Regions from separate parts of the Homo sapiens genome. Here region 2 is linked to region 1. The links are chromatin loops, found by intact Hi-C in ENCODE. Cell type or tissue: endothelial cell of umbilical vein. All regions are shown on one strand.

Region 1 (8,000 bases):
TCACCAGCTTTTCAGTTCTCCTCCCAGGCACACAGTGGAATTGCCTTTTCTGCTGTCTTGAAGTTAGAAGTGGCCAAGGCAATGCACACGGGAGTGTTGCGCCTAGGCGGAAGCTCCAGAAAGCGGCGATGACTCACCCAGCATATCTTCCTCTATCCTGGGGACCATTCGAACTAAGGATGGTGCCTGCTCGGCCACTGGTTCCTGAAATGAGGCTGATGTGAAGAAGGGCATTGCCCCAGGCATAATGGACATATGATGAGAAAGAGAAGTAAACAGGGGCGGGGGATGTTTGCTTATGCACCATAACCCAGCCCCTCCTGCCATGACTATACATGCACTACATAGGTCCCGTTCTGGGATTGTAGCTCATTTTCATTTGTTTTTAAAGGGGACAAATCTAAGCCAGTTTTATTAAAATATCAAAGATCTTCTCAAATTCCGACAGCCCTGAGATCCTCAGGAAGGGCGTGCCTGTGTTGGTTGAAACATTCGCAGCAAGGATGTTGAAAAGCCTTCAAGATTAAAGCCAAGGGATGTGCTTTTGTTTCAGAGCTCACAGGCCTGTACTCAAAAGAGTGGCTTCCAAGTTTCTGTTATCAAATGGAACTTTTCCACAGCCCTGACACAGACTAGACATTCTTGCTAAGAAAAATTGGTTTTTGTTTTTAAAGGAAAGCTTTTCTCTAACATGTAAGTCATTTATCGTTTCATACGTAGGAAGAGACAAGTGTCCCAACAAAGGTGATTTGCCTACTTGTTCTCCCTCCAGCTCTAGGAAGAAACCCCTCCACTGAATTCCATCAGCTCCTAGGCGTTCTGCCCCTGGGTGCAGAGAGCTGGTAAACACTACATTGAGCAAATTGGGGAGAAATAAATCCATTCCTCCTTAAAATCCCTGAGCCTCTCTGGAAGCCACAGTTCTTGAGGGAATGGTGGGCCGATTCCCTTTACAGTGACTTTGGATGTATCTCAGAATGGAAAGAGAGAATTTGCCCCAACACAAGGCTCCCCCTTATTTGTGGAAACATGGCAAGATCACGGCTATGTTTCCTGCCCAAACCCAGGAGAATTAAACACTTCAGAAAGGACATGGAATTCTCACTGGAAGCTATGAGCTCTTCGCTTAGGCAAAGGAGACTCACGGATCTTTTGAGTTTGTAATCTTTGTGAACTCTTCAGGCACTGCAGTTCTATTTAAAGCTAATATATTGCCCTTGTCCAGACCTTGCAGGGGGTTCTTCTCCTCCTGCTCAGCCCCTGGGTGCAACCTTCCCATTCTCAGGGTCCCTCCTGCCACCCTTTATCTTTGCAGCCCTTCAAAGTTACTCCAAGTCCAACCCATCCCCTATGCAACTTCAAGCCACTTAGCTCCCTTTTGGACACGTAATTTTACTATTTCAAGCTAGTAATGGAATCCCTAAAACTTAATTATGTAATTAATCGTTCCAATGTGCTGCGTCTTTCTCCAGCTTCACTGTAAACTGCACAGAGCAGGCATCACACCACATTTTCTTTGATCGCCATCCTGCTCTTTCCACGGGGATTGTGCTGAGGGTGCAATAGTCACTCAACAAACACTCTGCTTCATTTCTCATGAGGGCCGAACCCAGGCTGTTTTCTCCTTTTAATGTTTTAAAATAGATTGTGAAAGTCAAAGTGCTGACAACTGCCACCACTGGGGCACAAATAAGCCTCCGTGTCCCACCTGGCCAGGTGACCAGCTAGACAAAGTCCACCATAAAGTCCATGGTCACTTTTTCTTTGTAACTAACTGGTAAGTGCTTCCTGGGGAGGGACTCTGAAACTTTTTTTTCTTTCTTTCTGTTGTGTGTGTGTGTTTGTTTTTCTTTTTTAAGAGACAGGGTCTTACTCTGACACCCAGACTGGAGTGCAGTGGCGTGATCATGGCTCACTGCAGCCTTGGACTCCCGGGCTCAAACCATCCTCCTGCCTCAGCTTCCCAAGTAGCTGAGACTACAGGTGAGCTCCACCATAGCTTGCAAGATATTTTCTAATCACTAGAGTCCAGTGTCTTTCTTTCATGTGCAGGTTGCATCTTCTACAGATTCCCTTGAAACTCTTCCAGCCCCGTTTGACCTGCTTTACTTTAACTAAATGTGTTTTGTTCTGCCTGCTGAATGATGGGAAGTGGGGCAGAATAGCTCAGGATTTATGGACACCTGGTTGCTGGTCCTGTCATAACCTCTCTGGAACCTTAGATCGCAGATCTGTAAAATGGATACTAAACAGGAGCCGAGTGAACTCTAAAGTCCTTCCAGCTTTGTGATTGCACAATTTAAAAAGCACAAATTGCGATTGCAGGATTTGGACCTCCTCCACCTCTGTCTGAAGGTCCCTGTGTCTGTATTATAATTGGCTATTTCAACAGTCATTCACTTTACTAATGGGGTAGGTAGTTTGGGGAAAGAGGTGTCTCTTGGAGTCCTCCAGGCACAGTGAAGGGGGAAGAAAGTAGGAGCTTTAGTTTTCTCTAATGAACAGCGACCACTTACCTCACAATGTTCACAAATGGGCGCCTGCCCCATCTCGTTGTGTCAGCTCTTTGGGGAAAGATTTTTATGCTTTTGGAAGTTCATGAGCACATAGAAATGATCATAATTTTCACTGCAAGAGAAGAAGTTTTCATTTAACTCCTCCTTCATCTGCTTGGTAAATTAAAACACACACTCAGAGAGAGACAAAGTAGATTAGTGGTTGCTTATGGCTGGTGGGGGGAGGGGCGAGGCAGTAGGAGAGGGGTAGCTAAAAGGGCTTCTGATATTCTACAGCTGACTGTGGTGATGGTTGCGCATATCTGTGAATGCATTAGAAATCATTGGCTTATAGACTTTATTTATTTATTTAAATATTTATTGAGACTGAGTCTCACTCTGTTGCCCAGGCTGGAGTGCAGTGGTGCCATCTGGGCTCACTGCAACTTCCGTTTCCCAAGTTCAAGTGATTCTCCTGCCTCAGCCTCCTGAGTAGCTAGAATTACAGGTGACTACCACCATGCCTGGCTAAGTTTTTTATTTTTATTAGAGACAGGGTTTCACCATGTTGGTTGGCTAGGCTGGTCTTGAACCCCTGACCTCAAGTGATCCACCCACATCAGCCTCCCAAAGTGCTGGGATTACAGGCATGAGCCACCGCACCCAGCCTGGACTTTAAATTGACCAATTGTGCGGTGCATAAATTACATCCCACACAAACACACACAACACATGTTGGCAAGGAAGCACCATAAGAGGACCCTGAGTCTCCCCGTGCTGATGGTAGGGACTAGAAAATAGACCATCCACACGTGGTCCTAGGTGAGGTCAGGAGAGGTTTAAGGTGGTCAGAGAGCAGGGAGAGCCCTGTGGCAGAAGAAGTGGCAGGTACAAGGACTGGAGGATGGGAGGGGCCTCATAGGGAAGGAAGGGCAGGGTCCTGCTTGGGCAGGTGCACCTCTCTTGGTTGATCTCAGGGTCTTAACGGTAGATCACCAACCAGGTCATCTCTTTCCAGGCTGAGGTGTGCAGAGATTCCTGATAAGGAGGGGACCTGGGGCCAGGCTGCCTGCTCCTAGCACAGGGTTCTTGCCTACCACCTCTCTCTCCCACCAGCACCAGAAGTGCCAGGGGTGGGGGCAGGTCGGGGGGGTGGGCAGCGGATCTCAAGGCTTCTGGGAAGTGAAAAGTATATCTTCCTCCAAAAATTTTAGATACATAAATAGAGCTTTACTGATTCCAAGAGATAGTATAGTGAGATTATTGCAACGAATTTAAAAAAAATCATGATTTGGATCTTAATTTGGCAAACTCCCAGCTGTGTGACATTGGGCAGGTAAGTTATGTCTAGACTTCACTTTCTTCATCTATAAAATGGGGACAGAGATTATGCCTTCTTCATCGAGTAGTTGTGGAGGTTCAATGAGAATATGAATTGGAAACACTTAGTAGAACACCTGGCCCCTAGTAAATACTCAACGAATGTCAGGTGGTGTTGGTCTTCATCTTTATTGTGTGAGAAGGATGATGAACTCACTGAACATATGAGGAAACTGAGAGGCCAGAGTGGAAGCCAGGACTGTCATGCAGGTCTCTGACGCGCTGTCAGTTTCTGTTCTGCAGGCTGTGAGCTGATTTGTACCTGGGAAAGCCAAAGTGTTCACATAGACTAAGTCAGAATAAGCTCCTCCAACTCGACTTGATCCTGGGTGCAGAAAATGCTGGAAGCCTGACACAATCACAGCCCAAAGGGAGCAAATGAAAAGAAATCCTCTGAATGAAATTTGGGGTCTCACTTCGGGCAGCACCCACCCTCTGCAAAAGGGAGATGTTTCCACAGCTGCTGATCCTGGATCCAGAGGCAGCACTCCCTCCACGAGGGACACTCGGGCATTGTAAACTCAAGCATCCCTTTGTTTTCCATTCTTCACTCAGACATTCCTGATGACTAACTAGGGATCAATATAAATCACGTCATTGTGATCTCGGGTCTTTTCCTGCTAAAGAAAAGTAGAGAGTATAAGGAAATGACGGTGGTTTGAAAACAGAAAGCAAAAGTACTCCCTACAAAAGTTATCTGGAGCTATTAGGAAAACAAGGAAGAGGCTCCTGGTGATTTGGAAGCCGGGCCAAGGTCTAGGATGCAATTGATGTCAATAGGTCCTTTGCAGGTAGAGGGACAGGTGAGGTCATAGTCTGACGTCTGTTCTTACAGGGCTCCTCCCTGGAAATGACTCGCTCTCTCTGTACTCATTTCCTCTCAAGGCTTTGTTCCAGCAAGGGTTTCTTTTGAAATAGGAGAATCCCAGGTGGCACAGGATGGGATGGGGTCTCAGTGGGAGCAGTTGCTGCAATTGCGAAAGAGGAGGAGGAGGAGGAGGAGGGGAAAGAGGCAATACTTCCAGCCTCCAGGGAAAATCTCTGTGCTTGCTGCCTTATCACAGTGACTGGGTAAGCCCAGGGATCCAGTAACGAAGGAAGGAGGTAGGGGGTGGCCAGGACAATAGTTCAGTTGTTGTCCAAGGCACGCCCTCATCACCTTCGTCATTTCTCTTTTTGAGGCAGAAATCCACCCTCAGATGCACACACAAAGCTGTCATTAACAGAAGCTTCACGTGCACCCCGGAAAGCAAAATTGGGCACTCGGCTTCAAAGGAAACGGCTTCTTCCTTCACAATACTTCATCACTAAATGGTTGTCTGGCATGTTTGTTTTTTCAAATGTCCACATTTTATTTGTCCAACTGATTGTCTCTTTATCAGCAGCAGCCAGGACCACAGCTGAACTGTTTGTGAGTTGGTAGTTTATAAAATCAATGCTAAGTCTTTGCTAGTGTTTCTCTAACACGCTCATTTGTATTTATTCGTCTCAGAAGTCAAAGAAAAAAACACAACATACAAAAGGCAGAGTGGTGCTTTTCTATGTCAATATGTGTTTGAGGACTTTTCTAGCTAATTGACATAAACTCGACAGCTAGACCAGATGACAAGCAAGAATATCCATCCCATAATGAGGCTTCCGGCACTGGCTTAATCAAGTAAATCCAGAAAACAAGGCTCAAAATTACTTGAGAAAGGTTTTAATTGTTTTTGCATCTTTTCTCTTTTTTCTTTCTCTTATTTTAGAAAAATTATTCTTAGAGGTAGAGTCTCAATACACTTCCCAGGCTGGTCTCAAACTCTTGGTCAAGCAATCTTCCTGCCTCAGCCTCCCAGGTAGCTGGGACTATAGACCTGAACCACTGTGCTGTTTTTGCATCTTAAAGGCAGAGCTCTGAGGGAGAGGTGGATCCCAAGCCTGTGGGTTCACCTGCTCTAAGAAATCAATAAGTCAAGGGAAACATCAAAGGGCATTACACATATGGGCTTTGACGCCAGGCCGACCAACTTCAATCCAGGTCTAAATGAGGGTTGAGCTTCTCTGAGCCTGTTTCTCATTCCATAAAATGGGAGTTGCAATTGTACCTACTGCATACAATTATTATACAGTAAGTATTTAAAACAGTGCTCAGCAAACATGAAAGAACTCGATGTTGAAGATAAATGTGTAGTCCACCTCCTCAGTGTGACAGATGCAGAAAGTAAAATTCACAGAATTTGTGCAAACCTCAGTTAGTTCAGTCAAGTCCAGAACCCAGACTCCTGACTCATAGTCCAGTGGATTTGAAATTTTTTTTAATTATTATTTTTTATTTTATTTATTTATTTATTTATTTATTTATTTATTTATTTATTTATGTTTTGAGACAGAGTCTCGCTCTGTCACCCAGGCTGGAGTGCAGTGGCACGATCTCGGCCCACTGCAAGCTCCGCCATTCTCTTGCCTCAGCCTCCCGAGTAGCTGAGACTACAGGCATGCGCCACCACGCCCAGCTAATTTGTTTTGTATTTTTAGTAGAGAGGGGGTTTCACCATGTTGGCCAGGATGGTCTTGATCTGACCTAGTGATCCACCCGCCTCGGCCTCCCAAAGTGCTGGGATTACAGGTGTGAGCCACTGCACCTGGCCACGCCCAGCTAATTTTTGTATTTTTAGTAGAGACGGGGTTTCACCATGTTGGTCAGGCTGGTCTTGAACTCCTGACCTCAGGTGATCTGCCTGCCTCGGCTTCCCAAAGTGCTGGGATCACAGGCGTGAGCCACTGCGCCCGGCCCCGAGTGTTCTTTCTTCTGAGCACACTCGCTTGGCCCTACCTACCACCGCCCCTTTGGGGAAGGAACAGTGGGAGGTGGGAGAAGGTTCAGGAGTAAAAGGAACTCCTCTATAATGAGAGAAGAAAAATGCCTTAGCCTTAGGGTCACTTGGGTTTGCGTAGACTATTTTGAAAGGATGAAACAATTTAAATATTAGTAGCATGCAGACCTCACTAGCTAGCACACAGGCCAAATGTGGGCTTACCCTCTTACTAAAGGACACTGATTTACTAAGATATAAAGAATTTTAAAAAGAGAAATGTGCATGCTTTTAGAAGGTAGTGAAACATTGCTTGTTGTACTCATCAGCTCCAAAAGCCCTGATCGGTGAGATGATTCACTCACCTACGTAAGAGGGGAGGAAAGAAATATCTAAGAAAATTTGTAATATTAAAAAAATATATGTATTTGGAGAGAATTGAGAAGAAAAATGTTCTACACATCTCCTGGCTTCCATGACAAGAAAAGAAGAAAGGTGACATTCAGTTACCTGCTGGCTCAGCAGAGGGTCTTGTTCCTCTCTCTGGTCCTTCCTTTCTTCCTTCATTCCTTCCTTCCTTCCTTCTTTTTTCTTCCTTCTTTCCATTGGTCATTTATGCATTCAACAAACACTGAGCACCTTCACTATCAGTTCCTGTCCCAGTGCCAGAGATACGATAGATAAGAAGATAGGAGAGACCCTTGCTCTAGTGGAGTCTTCATTCTTAAATTCTAGTCATATCTCATTGAGCGTTCACTACACGTTGATCACAGAGGAAAATAAAGTTATTTCATAATGCCTCCATTTTCCACTCCGAGAGTATTCCCAATTTGACAGGCATTTTCTTCATAAATACTCTCAAGTTCCCATTTTCCTCTGGAGAGACCAAGGTACAACAAAGTAAAATAGAAACAAATTGATATAACTCCTGTCAGAGAGGAAGTCAGTGGCAGAAATGATCATGAAAATAACAACGATAGCTGCAACCACAAACATGGTTTAAAAAAAAAAGAAGAAGAAAAGAAAGGACCTAAGTTCAATTCACAAATTGAGCTCAAGTCATTATTTAACAAAACAAATACTAAAGGGTCCTACCTGCCATCATCCTATCTCAAAACTATATCTTATCTGTAGCAAAATGTTGTCCAGTGTAAGAGTCATAAAGTTGTGTTGAGCCTCCACAGATAAAACCAGCACTCTAACTGTGGAAAACTGTTTTAAAATAACAAAATAGACCATGTTTGTTGGTTTTCCCGGGAGAGACCTCAGCTCAGCTGTAAAACTAAGCATGAAAATGGGATTCCTCCCATCCTCCATAGAGCCTGGATCATGA
Region 2 (8,000 bases), 52 kb before region 1:
CTTTTATTTTATTTTTTATTTTTTTATTTTTGAGACGGAGTCTCGCTCTGTTGCCCAGGCTGGAGTGCAGTGGTGACATCTCGGCTCACCGCAACCTCTGCCTCCCAGGTTCAAACGATTCTCCTGCCTCAGCCTCACAAGTAGCTGGGATTACAGGCGCCTGTCACCATGTCTGGCTAATTTTTGTATTTTTAGTAAAAACTGGATTTCACCATGTTGGCTGGCTGGTCTTGAACTCTTGGCCTTGTGATCTGCCCGCCTCAGCCTCCCAAAGTGCTGGGATTACAGGCATGAGCCACCGCGCGCAGCCCTAGCTTTCATTTCTTTTGGGTATATACCAAAAGCAGCTGCACCATGTTACATTCCCATCGACAGTGCACAAGGGTTCCAATTTCTCCACATCCTCAGCAACACTACTTTCTGTTATTTATTTTTAAGTTTTTCATAGAAACCATTCAGAGAAACCATGGGTATGAAGCAGTATCTCATTACGGTATTTATTTGCATTTTCTTAATGATTAGTGATGGATCGAGCGTCTTTTCATGTGCATAGTGACTATTTGTATATCTTGTATGGAAAACCACCTGTTTCCTTTTACTTTTTTTTTTTAATGTGGCTACTAGAAAATTTAAAGTTACATGTATGGCTCACAATGTATTTCTACTAGACAGCTCTAGTCTAGAGCAAATAAAGGTACAGCTCCTACCATACGGACTGTTTTAGCAATGGAAGGAATCCTGTTATTTAGAATGTGGCAAATGCAGTTCCAATTAATTATCTCTGAGTTTCTTTCCAGGAATAATATTTTATGGTCTCTTTCTCTCTCTGCTCTAAGGACTTAACCTACTGCTTTCATGTCAAAGGAGAAGAAAGGAATCATTCCCCCATACAACGTGGAAGACCCAAAGGTTCAGGGGATCCCTCATCTCTGTAGAGTGGACTGGCTCTTCTGACTGGGGGGTGTCTTGGCTTCAGAGCTCACCACTGTCCTGTACCTGGGGGAAGAGGCATCCATGCATATAAATTAGGCTGATAAAAGTTTGCACCTTCTGAGGTTCCAAGGGAGGGACGAGATACCATCAGAATCAAGTCCCTCAGGCTGGGCACAGTGGCTCACGCCTGTAATCTCAGCCCTTTGGGAGGCCGAGGCGGGCGGAGCACCTGAGGCCAGGAGTTCGAGACTAGCCTGGCCAACATGATGAAACCCCATCTCTACTAAAAATACAAGAACTAGCCGGGTGTGTTGGGTGGGCACCTGTAATCCCAGCTACTTGGGAGGCTGAGGTGGGAAAATCACTTGATCTGGGAGGCAGAAGTTGCAATGAGCCAAGATCATACCACTGCACTCCAGCCTGGGCGACAAGAGCGAAACTCCATCTAAAAAAAAAAAAAAAAAATTTAGTCCCTTGGTCTTGGGGTGGAGACTGCAAGTTTGTTCTGCTAAGATAAATGCATTTCTTGATTCTACAAGCCATCCCACCCACAGAGGCTGCTCCTAACAGAGGCTGCTCCTAACGGATTCCTGGGAATCTCATGCTACATTTAGTAGAAGAAAGCTGTCATCATTTTCCACCATTGAACAGTTATAAGAATGGGGTAGGCTCCAAAGTTACTTTTCATACGTTTTCTTATTTCCTCTGAGGAAACAGCATCACCAGCCCAGATTTCCTTCCTTTTATCTTATTTAAAATCTCGCAAAGGCATGACCCACCATCAGGATTGAGCTTGGCACTTACAGAAAACCCACAAATGCTGTGACCTAGAACTTAATTTCAAAGGTAGAAAGAAGAAAAAGAAGAAATTTTGTGGAAAAAGCAAGAACTATCATGATGTCTGTCACTTTTTCTTTCTTTTTTCTTTTTTTTTTTTTTTTTTTGAGACAGAGTTTTGTTCTTATAGCCCAGGCTGAAGTACAATGGCATGGTCTCTGCTCACTGCAACCTCTGCCTCCCAGGCTGGAGGGATTCTCCTGCCTCAGCCTCCTAAGTAGCTGGACTACAGGCGCGCCACCACACCTGGCTAATTTTTTGTATTTTTAGTAGAGACGGGGTTTCACCATGTTGGCCAGGCTGATCTCGAACTCCTGACCTCAAGTGATCCCCCGGCCTTGGCCTCTTGAAGTGCTGGGATTACAGGTATGAGCCACCACGCCTGGCTGTCACTTTTTCTTTCTAAGAGGAATACATTTGCAGCAGACCAGCCTTTGCAATAGCTGTTAATGTGGCTTGAAAGGAAAATGAGGACAATATTTTAATGTCAGATAACAAAGTGGAAACCAGGCAACACTATGATCTGGTCACCTATATGAAAAGATAATGAAAGAGTAATACGAGGTAGAATATATTTGAATGTATTGAAGGAAAATGCTCTGTAAACATAGGCTTTATAGTTTATGTGTAAAATATAGCTTATAGAAATGTTATTTGCTGGCCAGGCGCAGTGGCTCACGCCTGTATTCCCAGCACTTTGGGATGCCAAGGCAGGAGGATGACCTGAGGTCAGAAGTTCGAGACCAGCCTGGGTAACATGATGAAACCCTGTCTCTACTAAAAATACAAAAAATTAGCCAGGTGAGGAGGTGGGCTCCTGTAATCCCACCTACTCGGGAGGCTGAGACAGGAGAATCACTTGAACCTGGGAGGCGGAGGTTGCAGTGAGCCAAGATCGTGCCACTGCACTCCTGCCTGGGTGACAGAGTGAGACTCTGTCTCAAAAAAAAAAAAAAGAAAGAAAAGAAAAAAATGTTCTTTGCTATCTAGATTCATATAAATACAGGGGACTTGATATCTTGGAAATAATAGTAACTCATGCCTTGATAAATCCTTTTATACCCTAAATTTTTGACCCTGTAGTAGAATCATCTAATTTCTCTGTAAAAGAACCATCGAATTTCCCTATAATAGAATCATCTAATCTCCCTAATGTCAGTGTCCTCATCTGAAGAATTAAAGATATAATTTGCCCTACAAGATTTGGGGGATTTTTGTAAGAACCTATTGAAATAATAGATGTATGAACATTCTAAAAAGTTACAAGTGAAATAAAAATGATTTTATAAGAGTAGTTCATTATACTAGATTTCCTATCACACTGACTAACACTGATATTCATGGAAAGAAATGAGAACCTGTACCAGCACTGTTGAAGACTGAAACAATATGGGATTTCCATCCATCCCACCAATTTACTTGGATCATCTTTTTAGGAGGCTTACAGGGAAGTTGTGCATCATATAGTTTATATTTAATATACAGAAACTTTTCTTTAAGGCAACCTGAGGCTGGGCGCGGTGAGTCACACCTGAAATCTTAGGACTTTTGGAAGGCCAGGGCAGGCAGATTGCTTGTGCAGGAGTTTGAGACCAGCCTGGGCAACAGAGCAAAACCTCATCTGTACAAAAAATACAAAAATTAGCCAGGTGTGGTGTGGTATGCGCCTGTAGTCGCAGCTAATAGGGAGGCTGAGGTGGGAGAATCACCTGAGCTCAGGGAGGTTGAGGCTGCAGTGAGCTGTGATTGCACCACTGCACTCCAGCCTGTGTGACAGAGTGAGACCCTGTTTCTAAAAAATAAAGAGACCTGAGTGAGGGTGGGAGAGAGTTAACCAAAGAAAACTGAAAATAATACTAGAACCTTCGCTATTATGGGCAGAAAGTTTCCTGCAAGCAGCAGCCAAGTTCCCAGAGAGGAAAACAGTGTGTGTCTGTGTGTGTTTAGCTTCATAATCACAGAACGCTTAGGTACTATGTTCTTTTCTCCAATCTTCCTTCTTTCCAAAAAAAAAGAAAAAGAAAACGAATATGGATGCAAGCAGCAGAGGTCTCAGAAATCTTCAGGCAGTTCTGCCTGAATTGCTAAAGCAGGGAGTAGCTGAGGGCCTTGCAGCCCATTCCTCTAGTACCTGTGGCATCTGGGGCCTGCAGCAGGTGTGGCGGTGACGCGGGTTGTTTGTTTTCCAGGGTCAGGTTGGCCCATTTCTAGCCCAGGGCTCTGGGTAAATGTTTAGATTTCATTTTCTGTCTGGTGTTCAACTCCTGGGCGTCAAAGGCAGGCCCCCTGCATGCTGCTGCCCTCCCACGTCCTTTGTCTCCTCCCCGGGGCTGGTGGGAACACTAGAGGTGAGAGGAAAGGGGAGGGGAGGGAGTGGACGCTTTGCCGAGATTCCAGCTCTCCTCAAGAGCCGCTTTCCAGGCACAGCATCCTCCTCTCCCTCGCCCTCTCTAAGGAGGGCTAGCAACGCCCCAGTACTGGGAATGGGGCTTGTTTACACAGCTCATTATTCTCGCTTTGCAGTTGCTATAGCAACCACCAGGGGTCAGTTTCTAGAAGGAGAGGAAGTTCCCTTTTGGGGAGTTAGCCTTCCAGCCCCTGTGCAAAGCGCAGCTGAAAACAAAAGCCGTAGACACCCATGAAGGAAACACATGGAAAAGCTTCCTATGACCGTAAGCATCCTTTAGGGCAAAAACCACTCAGAGACGCCACGTCTCTCCCTTGCTGAGAGTCTCCAGCACAGCTGACGGCAGAATGAAGGTCTGACCCCCGCACGGGCCAGGCTTTCCTCTCGCCCCACCCGATCCTCTCACCCCTTTGCCCTGTCTTAACGGCCTGAAGACATTCGTTGGTAGTTAAGATGACAAGGGCGGCTACCTGGGTTCATTTAAAGTGATAAGTTTCATTAATATTCTGTATTAACTGAGGACCAGGAAGATCTCTGTGAACTGGTACGATTCCCATCTTCTTCCTGAAGGGAGACGCAGCACCGCATCAGAGCAGCGCGCCCATCTCAAGATCCACACCCACGAGAGAAGAGCCGCGCTGCTTCTGTAGAGCTTGCTGGGAAGACCCCCCCAGGACGCCTGGCCAGTAAAGAGTGGCCAGCACTAACCTGCTTAGCTAACTTGATTTAGCAAACAAAAAATACAGATGCCTAGTTAAGTCTAACCTTCACAAAAACAAGGAATTTTTGTGTAAGTCTTCCACGTAGCATCTGGGCCATATATACAGTAAGTCTGTGTAATCCACCATAAGCCAGTCCTTGCCCTCCTCCTCACTGCTCATCATCGCCTCCAAAAACGTATAGCAGATTGTATAGCAGATGTATAAGTTCTCTCTTACAAGCAAATAAAGTGCCAGCTTACTGTTCAGGATGATCTAACCCTTGGACTAGCAGGCTGATCATGAAAAAAATGAAAGGGACTGATTTACATATATGCAAATCAGAGGCCAGGCTAGCCAGACATGTGAGTTCACTAATTTTCCCTCAGATATAAACACCAGCATGAGTTACTTGATTGGTAAACAGAACTCATTTTGTGAATTATCTAAAATCAGTAAAGGGTAATGATTTCTATTTGTTTGAAAGGAAAAACATTTGTACTGTATATGTTTAAAGGAATAGACCAAATTTGTTTCAGTGCTACACACGTACATGGAAGAAAGTCATATTTGCATTTATCAAAGTCACACTCTTCCCAGCATTTCTTTTGCTAAGGTTTTACTTCTTCACCAAGAAGGGTGGCTCAGTGAAAGTTTTACTGAATTTTGTGGCAATTCTGGAAAACCTAGACCGTTGTAATCCTGTGTTGACCCTAAATCCACGAACCCAAAACTTAAGGCAAAAAAAGTTAAGCATAAACTTTTATGAAAATAGCAGCTGTAATATATTCCATCAGGTCCCCACCAACTCAGACTGCAGACTCCCACAAGCTCTAATCCAAAACAGGTAATTAAAACTGTGAAGCCAAACATCAATAAAAATGTTCTCACCTGTTGCTAACTCTAAAAATCTCAATATAGATTTCAGAGAGAAAAAGTGTTGGTTTTAGAAGCTGATCCTTCTAAAGCCCAGAACACTGAGTTCTAATTTTGTCTCTTCAGTGTCTGATTGTGACCTCTGTGGAAGTCTGTAGAGAGTTCTGACTTGGTCTCCCCGTGGGCAAAATGCAGTTACTGAATTTTATGTGTTCTTCACCTAACCGAAAGTGTGTAAGAATGTCTATACTTAACACTGTGAGCGCTTCAGACAAAAGGAAGTACAAATGTGATTTCTGCTCTTCACCTTTTAAGCAACTTTAGAAGTTGGAATCAGTTGGTTTAAAGCACTTAGAAATAACTTCATTTTGGAAACCCTATTTTCATTTATTTAAACCAATAGTCCCATAGTCCTTTCTTAATCGTCAATAAACCCCTACGTTTGAAGCTCAAGCGGTCTGATAGTATCTCTAACACCATTCAACAGCTATTAGATGGGATAATCACCTGTTTATCCTCATGTCACTAATTCAAACGCTAATTGCACTCTAGACTTGGTTTATTCCCTTACTGAAGCCAGACCAGGTGTGCAAGACCCTAGAAGTATGCTGCGGTGTCATGGAACTCCAGTTTCCAGTAGTACAGACAGAACACACGCACCCTTGCACAAAAATCAGCATGTCGCCCACAACTGTGAAAAATTAGTAATTACCTAAGTGACAGATCACAGGGAAGTAAACCAAAGGAAACCAGAGCACGTATCATGCAATTAAAACATTTGTGTATACAGTTAAACACGAAAAAAACAACCATATTGAGTTAAACATAAAACTGTCTGGAATTGGTGGGTTCTTAGTCTGACTTCAAAAAGGAAGCCTCAGACCCTCGCGGTAGTAACAGTTCTTAAAAGTGGCGTATCCGGAGTTTTGTTTCATTATTACGTTTGGGTGTGTTCCGAGTTTTTCTTCTAGGTGGGTTTAGTGGTCTTGATACCTCAGCAATGAAGTTACGGACCTTCGCGGTAACTATTACAGCTCTTAAAGTGGTGCGTTTGGAGCTTTTTCCTCCCACCAAGGCTCAACAGCTTATATTAGCTTCGAAAGTAAAGCTACAAACCTTCGCAGGGAGTGTCATAGCTCACAAAGGCAATATAGTCCCACATAGCAAAACAACAAAACTCCCACAAAGCGCGAGACGACCCGATACACGTTCCCACTAACCAGCTGGGGGCAGCCTGCTTTTATTCTCTTATCTGGCCCCACCCACATCCTGCTGATTGGTCCATTTTACAGAGAGCCGAGTGGTCTGTTTTGACAGAGTGCTGATTGGTGCGTTTACAATCCCTAAGCTAGACGCAAAGGTTCTCCACATCCCCACTAGATTAACTAGATACAGAGTGTGGACACAAAGGTTCTCCAAGTCCCCACCAGAGTAGCTAGATACAGAGTGTTGATTGGTGCATTCACAAACCCTGAGCTAGACACAGGGTGCTGATTGGTGTGTTTACAAACCTTGAGCTAGAGACAGAGTGCTGATTGGTGATTTACAATCCCTTAGCTAGACGTAAAGGTTCTCCAAGTTCCCACTAGACTCAGGAGCCCAGCTGGCTTTACCCAGTGGATCTCGCACTGGGGCTGCAGGTGGAGCTGCCTGTCAGTTCCCTGGCGTGTGCCCACACTTCTCAGCTCTTGGGTGGTTGATGGGACTGGGCGCCGTGGAGCAGGGGGTGGCACTCGTTGGGGGAGGCGGGGGCTGCACAGGAGCCTATGGAGGCGGGGGAAGGCTCAGGCATGGCGGGCTGCAGTCCCGAGCCCTGCCCCGTGGGAAGGCAGCTAAGGCCCAGCGAGAAATCAAGGGCAGCGCTGGTGGGCCGGCACTGCTTGGGGACCCAGCACACCCACCGCAGCCGCTGGCCCAGGTGCTAAGCTCCTCACTGTCGGGGGCGGCAGCGCTGGCCGGCTGCTCCAAGTGCGGGGCCCGCCAAACCCACGCCCACCCGGAACTCTAGCTGGCTCTCAAACGCCGCGCGCAGCCCCGGTTCCCGCTCGCGCCTCTCCCTCCACACCTCCCTGCAAGCTGAGGGAGCCAGCTCCAGCCTTGGCCAGCCCAGAAAGGGGCTCCCAAAGTGCAGCGGTGGGCTGACGGGCTCCTTAAGTGCTGCCAAAGTGGGAGCCCAGGCAGAGGAGGCGCCGAGAGGGAGCGAGGGCTGTGAGGACTGCCAGCACGCTGTCACCTCTCAAAACTTATGT

What was found. Hi-C counts contacts between places; a loop is a spot of excess contacts. Peaks named below come from ENCODE experiments on the same cell type or tissue, not always from the same donor. Only the 100,000 strongest peaks of a DNase experiment are listed, where the experiment ranks them.
Region 2: a loop joins it to region 1, with 5 times the contacts of the local background. A loop is called at or near these places in 13 of 110 quality-filtered maps.

Annotation. Positions count from the first base shown.
Region 1 is chr6:6,806,831-6,814,830 of GRCh38, forward strand. No RefSeq gene overlaps it. Among named protein-coding and RNA genes, the nearest start is that of LINC03055, 75 kb to the right of the region's middle. RefSeq lists enhancers at 4,048-5,247, 4,636-5,577. In endothelial cell of umbilical vein, no CTCF peak of the experiment used is centred here; DNase peaks (open chromatin) are centred at 4,621 and 4,741; H3K4me3 peaks cover 935 bases; H3K27ac peaks cover 1,707 bases; H3K27me3 peaks cover 101 bases.
Region 2 is chr6:6,755,054-6,763,053 of GRCh38, forward strand. The region is part of intron 2 of LOC101928004 (a long non-coding RNA gene); the gene reads right to left. It overlaps LOC105374901 (a long non-coding RNA gene), which reads right to left and starts at 4,249. Exons shown (of 2, transcript NR_187807.1): 1 at 3,902-4,249. It overlaps LOC124901254 (a long non-coding RNA gene), which reads left to right and starts at 4,303. Exons shown (of 2, transcript XR_007059436.1): 1 at 4,303-4,442; 2 at 4,748-4,941. In endothelial cell of umbilical vein, a CTCF peak has its summit at 4,284 (motif pointing right); a DNase peak (open chromatin) is centred at 4,368.